Linked DNA regions of Mus musculus: all the other regions are linked to region 3. Evidence: chromatin contacts called from ENCODE POLR2A ChIA-PET data. All regions are on one chromosome and are shown on one strand. Each heading gives the region's core, a stretch centred on a gene start or an enhancer-like site at or near the end of the contact. The rest is flanking DNA. Distances are from core to core; before and after follow the strand shown. Region 1 holds the start of C230035I16Rik (RIKEN cDNA C230035I16 gene). Region 2 holds the start of H2bc6 (H2B clustered histone 6). Region 3 holds the start of H1f3 (H1.3 linker histone, cluster member).

Region 1 (2,700 bases), core at 55-2,554, 120 kb before region 3:
TCAACCCTGACTGTAATAAATAAGCAAAAGAGAAAAGCTAGTGTTGCGGGTGGTCTAAAGTCCCTGGAAAGACCTCGTATGGGCTTTTTGCACAGTTCAGAGACATGGGGTCAAATTTCGGGATGTGTGTTTCTTTTTCTTTTATTTCCTTTCCCTATTTGTTTATTCATTTATTTCTTCATATTTACAGGACTTGTTTTCTAGCTCTGACTAGCTGGTATTCATGAAGCTATCCAGGCAGGCCTCCAACTCACCCCCACCACCCACCCCCGCTGCTGAGATACACCACCCCACAGCTGGCTCTAGAATCACTGACTTAAATGTTTCACTTTCTCTCTTTTAGTTCTAATTATCTTGCTCCGATTTTATTGAGTTTTAAAGAAATAAACATTAAGCCCACAAGCAGAAGTCTTTTTGACGAACTTTCAAAAGAAGAGGCAATTGGACTTGTGCTTGTCTGCTCGAGACCTCACCACAGCCTTATCTGGAACCTGGAACGGGAACCTGGAACCACACCTGATACTGGCACTCCGTAAATCCAAAAGGAAAAGGACAAGTTTGCATTCTCCCTTTTTGCAAATTTTTTTTTAGGCCAAAATCATATATGTATCCACTTCTAATCGAAGGTAATGGAACGTTTCTGAAAGAAAGCAGAAGGATCATGACTCCGGGGTCATCTTCAACTACACAGTGAATTTCGGGCCATGGCTCTACCTCAACAAAATTACCAGTTTCTCGATATTTTCTTTGGAAAAATTAATTTTGAAACTCCTCGAAACAGTGCCTGCAGGGAAGAGAAATTAACCAGGACAGACCCTTTCACTTTTGGCCATGTGGCCTCCGGCAGTGATTTTAAAAAAAGAAGAAAAAAAGAAAGGAAGGAAGAGAAGAAAGGAAAGAGAAAGAAAGAGAAAGGAAAAAAAGGAAAAGAAAAAGAAAAAAAGAAAAAGAAAAAGAAAAAGAAAAAAGGAAGAAAACAGCCAGACAAAGGACTGACCTTGATGAGCGAGCCTTCTGGAGCCGTAGAGACCAAAGAATCGATTTCTGGATACTGTCGTAAAAGTTAGAGGACCTGAGGGATGTGAGGATTGGTGCAGACCAAGGAGTGAGTCAAAGTCGAGCCCAGGGAACTAGATTGCTTTTCTCGGCCGAATGTTTAATTCCCATCTGGCATCTGGATTCTGTGCACAAGGTCCCAGCACCGTTGTTTCCGTGCTCTCCGCGTCCTGGTCCATTTGTACGCACCCCTGTGCGATTCCCAGAACTGGCGGTACCGTCTTTCATTTATAGAGGGCGCAAGTAACCCCGGGACTGTTCCGTGACAACCAAGCCACAATCTCACTTTTTGCTATGTAAAACAAGATGGCCTCAAAGAGGGGGCAATTCTCCTGCCTTAGGACTTCTTTCTTCCCCTTCCCTGCAGTTCTGGGATTATAAAACACCAACCCTAACTCAGGAAACTCTTTCTTAAATACTCCATTTTACTTTCTCCACTTCAGTTTTTATCATCTTGTTCGGATTTTATTAGACATAAAAAAAATCATATCAACAAACACACTAACACCCCCTCCACCCCACCCCCACCCCCACCCCACTCCCACTCCCACAATTTCTGTTTGATGAGCTGAAAATAACAGCGAGCATTGAATTACATCCAGTTATCAAAAGGGAGTAAGGTAGCAGCCACTTACCATCAGAAGGGGAATTAGCTCAAATGGTAGAGCGCTCGCTTAGCATGCGAGAGGTAGCGGGATCGATGCCCGCATTCTCCAGTTTTGCATTTATGCCTGTTTCTTTTCCCATCATACCCTGCTAGAACAAGAACAACCAAATCCGTTACTTCTAACCTCTATAGTTAAATTTCAGAAGTTCTCTCAGCAACCCGGAAGGGCCTAGTTCCTACCACACACTGTTCTCCAGGAAATGGCTTGGAGCTCTGGAGTTGGTATTTCCTGTTTTCCTATCAAGTTCTCACAGCTTTCCCTTTGTTAACGCGCAAACGCGTTCCCTTTGTTGAGACAGGGAAGCGTATATAGCGGTGTTTGGATCTAGGTCGTTTGCTTTTTTTGTTTCAGTTCAGTTACCGGCACTGGAATATCCCGGAATACAGCCCAAGATATGGAAAGAAATGTAGGACCAGCTCTTGTGGGTTGGAACTTACTGTGCCTTGCAGAAACGCCTAGTCCAGGACTATCTAATATATTTTATATCCGAGGCCCAAACGTTATCTTTAAAGAAAAAAATTGAACTATTTTCTATCTTTCTGAAAATTATTTGCTTAGAGAAAAGTTCTGACACATGGGATGGAAGGTACAAGAAATTGCAAGCACAAAAACCCTTGTACAACTTTCGATATGTTGAACTGAAATCTTTGTCAATTACTTTGTCTTACTTAATATTAATCTCTCATTGACACGATTCTACAGGTAACTGATTTTGAGAGCAGGAGTAACGCAGTTTAAAAGGATTAGCACAAAATTAGCAAATATGCGCTACTGATAGGTGAGATTTTCTTTCTTTTTTTTTCTTTTCTTTTTTTATTTTTCGAGACAGGGTTTCTCTGTATTTTCTTTGAACTAAATCTCCTCTTGCATTTCTCCCCTAAAACTGCCATTCCGTTTCCAGCAATGCCATTTGTTTTGTTTTGTTTTGTTTTGTTTTGTTTGTTTTTTAAGAGAAACGCTCTAGCAGCGTTTTAAA
Region 2 (2,700 bases), core at 102-2,601, 66 kb after region 3:
TCTTCCCTAAGCACAAGATGCCAGTCTGCCTGGTGAAGACACAGCTACATCTGACAGACCTGGATTTTCCTCCTTCTGGCTTCAGCCTGCTTCCTGCTTTCCAGGTGTAACAAGTGCACCACCACTATGGGCAAGGGGCACCTAGGACACATACTTGTTGAAAGCTGCCAAAGACGTGAACTAAGTAACTGTTTAAGATACAGTAACAGAGAACCTAATCATCCCTGATTGCTTTTCCTTCTGCCAGAGCATAATCTCTGCCAGTGGCAAATCCAGTCACATTGAAATTGGCCTGCTTGCAAAGCAAGCATCTACAAACAACCACATTTCTGTGGGAACTCTTGTCTTAAACCCTTTTTCTATAAGACACATACCTTATAAAAAGAAAAGGTTGTGGGTTGGAATGAAGAAGAAAGCAAAAGCTCCAATTGAAACGAAATTGTTTGAGAGTGCTCATTTGTGCTCAAGGAGAGCAATCTCGGGATGCTAAGGTCGGTTCAGTCTCTAGAAGAGGAACTTGGATACGTAAGCGCACAGATAAAGAGCTGCATGCTTAAAACATCTTTAGTTAATTTTAGTACCTATAATTGATAGCAAATTAACTATTCTGAACTTGTATGCCATGTGGATGTATGTGCCAGTGAGTGTGTGGTTCCCTGAAACCATTACGATCACCCTCATTTCCAGGGCACCACCGAGTTCACATAAACACAAGTTTGAAGCATGAGAACCCTGGCAGGCATGGTAGTACACGGGAATAAATTTCACTTGGGAAGGATTGAAAATTCCGGGCTAACTTGGCCTATACTTCTTGATCACATGTCCAACAGATTGAGAAAAAACAAACAAACAAACAAACAAACAAACAAAAACCAAAAAACCGCATAGTTTTAAGTTTAAGGATACTTGAAACAACAACAACTCATTTGTTGAAAGAATGCCTGGCTCTTTAAAGTCCTTGAAATCATTCGTGCAAATGCGCACTTGGTTTGTTTTCTTGGTAACAGGCTTGGTGCTCTGCCAGCTTCCTGGGCAATGCAGGAGAATGGCAGTCTGGATCAACTGAGATATGACGGTTACTCGCTTTTTGTAATGCGGCACGATGCAGGCAATGTGCTTTAAAATGTAATTGATGCCCATGGCCTTGGATAAGATGCTCATGTTGGGGCTCACCTGCTTCAGCACGTTGTACACTTGCTAGAAGCTCTCCTTTCAGTAGCGTTTGCGCTCCTTGTCCTTCTGTTTGTTGATGGCAGCTTCTAAGAATCCTTCTGTGGGGCAGGCTCGGACTTCGCCAGCTCAGGGATTGTGTAAAATTTAACTCCCTCCCTTGGGCACACTAAACATTTGGTAAAATACCTACTCCGTCACCAGTTAACACCACATTCATTTACATTACGCAGTATTCAAATGAGGTTAATAAGATTTCTTTCAGGATTGGGTTAGTTTTAGTGTTTCGTCACGAACAGGAACGTAAACGACACTTGAAGGTCTACTGTCTCATTGGCTGTCTTGTCACTTCGCTTTCACCAATCGGGACGTACGAATTAAACTGCACAAATCTGCTATAGCTAACCTATTTAAGCACGATCGCTATCAAACATGGGGGAACACAGAAAAAAAAGTACTCTAGTTGGGTTTGTATGCTTGATTTCAGCAGTCAGAACTGAGATGAGATGCGGGTGGGGTTGTCAGGACATCGATCCTGCTCTTTACGCACTGAATCGCTCAATGCTTAAGATTCTATCTCTAAATCATTCTGCTATCTCCCTTAAAAGTTATCGACGTGGCAGCCGGGAGTAAACTACTTCATTCCCATGGTCTCTAAGGGTCACTTGTGGGATATGAACTTACCCACCACCACCACACATACAGGAGATTATGTACAGACCTTCAGATAGCTAAGCTAGAGTTAACACCATTGCGCACACCCACATATCCCCAGCCTCCTCTGCTAAGCTCAGCCCACTAAGGTTTGTTCCCACCCTAACCACACCCCCTGTGAATGTGCAACAGCTCTTTTACTGAGAGTTGTGGGTGGCTCTGAAAAGAGCCTTTGGGTTGTTGGGCTTCTAAGCAGTTGGCCAAAGAAAATTTACTTTTTCTTGGCTGCGGTTTTCTTTGGCTTAGCTGCCTTAGGCTTGGAGGTTTTTGGTTTGGCCGCTTTAGGCTTTACCGTTTTCGCCTTGGCAGGGCTCTTGGGCGCCTTCTTAGCCTTAGTTGCCTTTGCCTTCTTCGGGCTCTTAGCTTTTTTGGCTCCTGCAGCTGCAGCTGGCTTCTTCGCTTTCTTTGGAGTCTTCTTGGTGCTCTTCTTGGCGGTGGCTGTCCCCGCAGCCTTCTTGGGCTTCTTGGCTGCGCCCGCAGGCTTCTTCGCCTTGGCCGCGCCTGCCCTTTTTGCTTTGGGCTTAGCCTCACCGGAAGCCGCCTTCTTGTTGAGTTTGAAGGAGCCGGAGGCGCCGGTGCCCTTGGTCTGCACCAGGGTACCCTTGCTCACCAGGCTCTTCAGGCCGAGCTTGATGCGGCTGTTGTTCTTCTCCACATCGTACCCCGCGGCCGCCAGCGCCTTCTTGAGCGCAGCCAGGGACACGCCGCTGCGCTCCTTGGAGGCGGCCACAGCCTTGGTGATGAGTTCGGACACCGGGGGTCCGGAGGTTTTGCGCTTCGCGCCACCTGCGGCCTTGCGGGCCTTCTTCTTGACGG
Region 3 (2,700 bases), core at 150-2,649:
GTTTCACTGTTCTCACACCTCTTAGGGATTTTTATCGCCTGTTTTTAATCTCTACAAAATAGTACAAGCCTTACTACAGAGAATAATCTGCTGTTTTTCAGGATGTAATTATATTTTGGAGTTAAGACCAAAACCACATTTGTGATATTAGCCTCCACAGTCATGAGTGGGAATGAGTGAAGCTTCTTATGGTTTCAAGTTTGTAGTCCCATGGTTGATCCCTTTTCCAGAAACTTTATTCTTGCTGCAGTTATCATAATGATAACTGACTATGAAATGTTTAAGTCCTTTGGTGGATACCACCTGCTAATTCTTTTGTTTGTGACAGACTATATTATATATGTAATATATGTAATGAGGTCAGCAGCTATCATGGAAATTAAAAAACAGATTTTCTTTCACATTCTGCTTGTTTTTAATAATGAAATTCAAATCATTTTAAAACTGGAAATATGCAGAAAACTGTTGTGATAAGTGTTGGCAAGGGGAAACAGCTGCATAACACAGGTCCTGAAACACGGCATATAACACAGCTGTAAACTTTGTACTCTAAACACGGAGTGAGTTGCTAAGTCAGGTTATATCTCACTGTTCTTCAGCTCCCAGTTGCTAAACTTCTGTTCCTTCTTGACCTAGGTATCTTTTTTCTGTACATGTGATAGTTGGTGTACATTTCTCTATCAAATCTGAAAAATATGTGCTTTCAGCTTTTGATCTACAATAGGGATGGCACAGACTCATCACGTCTCCAGAAAATGGCTAAATCACTAAAACAGGAAAACCGAAGGGGAATTACACACTGGTATCTCAAATATCATTAAAAAATCCAATCGATATTTTCTACAATAATCATTCCCCCGGTATGCACTGCTTTCCCATCTAGTGCCAATTCCTACAGCTTGGTGCAGATAGCCCTGGAAGCTTGTGTTGTTGCTTTCTCGAAAAACTCAAATTTCCCTATGTATTTCCGTGAAAACAAGTTATTTCATAGAGTCCTGAAATGATAAGAATGTGAGGAACCATGTCCTGAAACAAAAGTTTGCTAATGACCGCGAGAGAAGTAGTATTTTTAAGGAAAACCTTAAAGTTGTCCCAATTTTCGTCAAGTTTGAAAGAGAGTTGGGGCAATCAGAGAAGTTTCAGGGTGCCGATTTTGAACATAGGTGCACAAATTAAGGCAAGAATGTAGCCTACAGGCTCTCGGATCAGTTTCCCCCAAGTCCCTAATTATTTCGTGCCCATATTTTTTATATTTTTATACTTTTTTGAGGGGCAACAAACACAGCCACAAGGCAAAGCTGAAGATCCTTTCTCTGGCAACGCGGCGCACGGCGCACGGCGCAGGGAACCAATCACCACGCAGCTTCTCTCTATATAAACCCAGAGCCTGCAGCACTGGGAACAACCTTCTCTGACTGTTTGTGCTTACTTTTTGCTTTACTAGTAAAGCTTAGAACATGTCCGAGACCGCTCCCGCGGCGCCTGCTGCCCCTGCACCTGTGGAGAAGACACCTGTGAAGAAGAAGGCGAAGAAGACCGGCGCCGCTGCTGGGAAGCGCAAGGCGTCCGGACCCCCGGTGTCCGAGCTCATCACCAAGGCTGTGGCCGCCTCCAAGGAGCGCAGCGGCGTGTCCCTGGCTGCGCTCAAGAAGGCGCTGGCGGCCGCGGGGTACGATGTGGAGAAGAACAACAGCCGCATCAAGCTCGGGCTGAAGAGCCTGGTGAGCAAGGGTACCCTGGTGCAGACCAAGGGCACCGGCGCCTCCGGCTCCTTCAAACTCAACAAGAAGGCGGCTTCCGGTGAGGCTAAGCCCAAGGCTAAGAAGGCAGGCGCGGCCAAGGCCAAGAAGCCTGCGGGAGCAGCCAAGAAGCCTAAGAAGGCGACTGGTGCTGCCACACCCAAAAAGACGGCCAAGAAGACTCCGAAGAAGGCGAAGAAGCCTGCGGCGGCTGCCGGCGCCAAGAAAGTTTCCAAGAGTCCCAAGAAGGTGAAGGCTGCTAAGCCCAAGAAGGCAGCAAAGAGTCCAGCCAAGGCCAAGGCTCCCAAGGCTAAGGCTTCCAAGCCTAAAGCTTCTAAGCCGAAGGCCACCAAGGCAAAGAAGGCTGCCCCTCGCAAGAAGTAGAGTGGTGCGTCCTGCTTTGAAAATCTCAAACGGCTCTTTTCAGAGCCACCCACAACCTCATTCAAAAGAGCTGAGCCTTTTTCTGGTTTTCTCATGGTATGTCCGCTGACTCTGGCTATGTGTTCCGAAGCAGATCAATTCTGTGCACTTTGTTATGGGTACATTTAGGAGCATCTATAAACTCTAGTTGAGCGATAGATTGTATCATTTTCAGCTCTAGCTGGACTTCTGGCCGGCAGTTTTTTGCTTCTGTGTGTGCTCCACACACGTGTTCATATTCCAAGAGTTTGGCGGGAAGTCCTTTCTAATGTCGCCTAGGCGTGATAAGGCATTAGGGGGGTTCTCTAGGAAGCTACTCTCACAATAGTGGCTACAGGCTGGAGCCTCTGTTTTAAGTTTTCCAATCCGGCTACACAAGGTGGTTTTGAGAATTAACCAATCAAGCCGTACTTTCAGTCATGGGTGTTGCACCAATCAGAGATTGTGATATTAAGATTTACATTTACGTACTGGGACGCTGGCGTTTTTTCTCTGTCCCCGCCCCTTTGTTCACTTCAGAGCTCTGGAATTCCGTCCT

What was found. ChIA-PET counts read pairs that join two places held with the same protein, here RNA polymerase II (POLR2A).
Region 1: POLR2A ChIA-PET joins it to region 3 with 31 read pairs in embryonic stem cell. The contact joins the promoter of C230035I16Rik here to the promoter of H1f3 in region 3. POLR2A ChIA-PET finds 5 or more read pairs at or near these places in 4 of 5 experiments (Patski and embryonic stem cell).
Region 2: POLR2A ChIA-PET joins it to region 3 with 83 read pairs in Patski. The contact joins the promoter of H2bc6 here to the promoter of H1f3 in region 3. POLR2A ChIA-PET finds 5 or more read pairs at or near these places in 4 of 5 experiments (Patski and embryonic stem cell).

The regions. Positions count from the first base shown.
Region 1 is chr13:23,429,713-23,432,412 of GRCm38, forward strand. C230035I16Rik (RIKEN cDNA C230035I16 gene) reads right to left here and starts at 1,305. Exons shown (of 4, transcript NR_015492.1): 1 at 998-1,305; 2 at 517-640. n-TAagc13 (a tRNA gene) reads left to right here and starts at 1,700; the gene lies at 1,700-1,772.
Region 2 is chr13:23,619,743-23,622,442 of GRCm38, forward strand. H2bc6 (H2B clustered histone 6) reads right to left here and starts at 1,352. Exons shown (of 2, transcript NM_001177653.1): 1 at 1,174-1,352. It overlaps H1f4 (H1.4 linker histone, cluster member), which reads right to left. Exons shown (of 1, transcript NM_015787.4): 1 at 2,035-2,700. The coding sequence ends at 2,096.
Region 3 is chr13:23,553,633-23,556,332 of GRCm38, forward strand. H1f3 (H1.3 linker histone, cluster member) reads left to right here and starts at 1,400. Exons shown (of 1, transcript NM_145713.4): 1 at 1,400-2,175. The coding sequence starts at 1,458. The coding sequence ends at 2,123.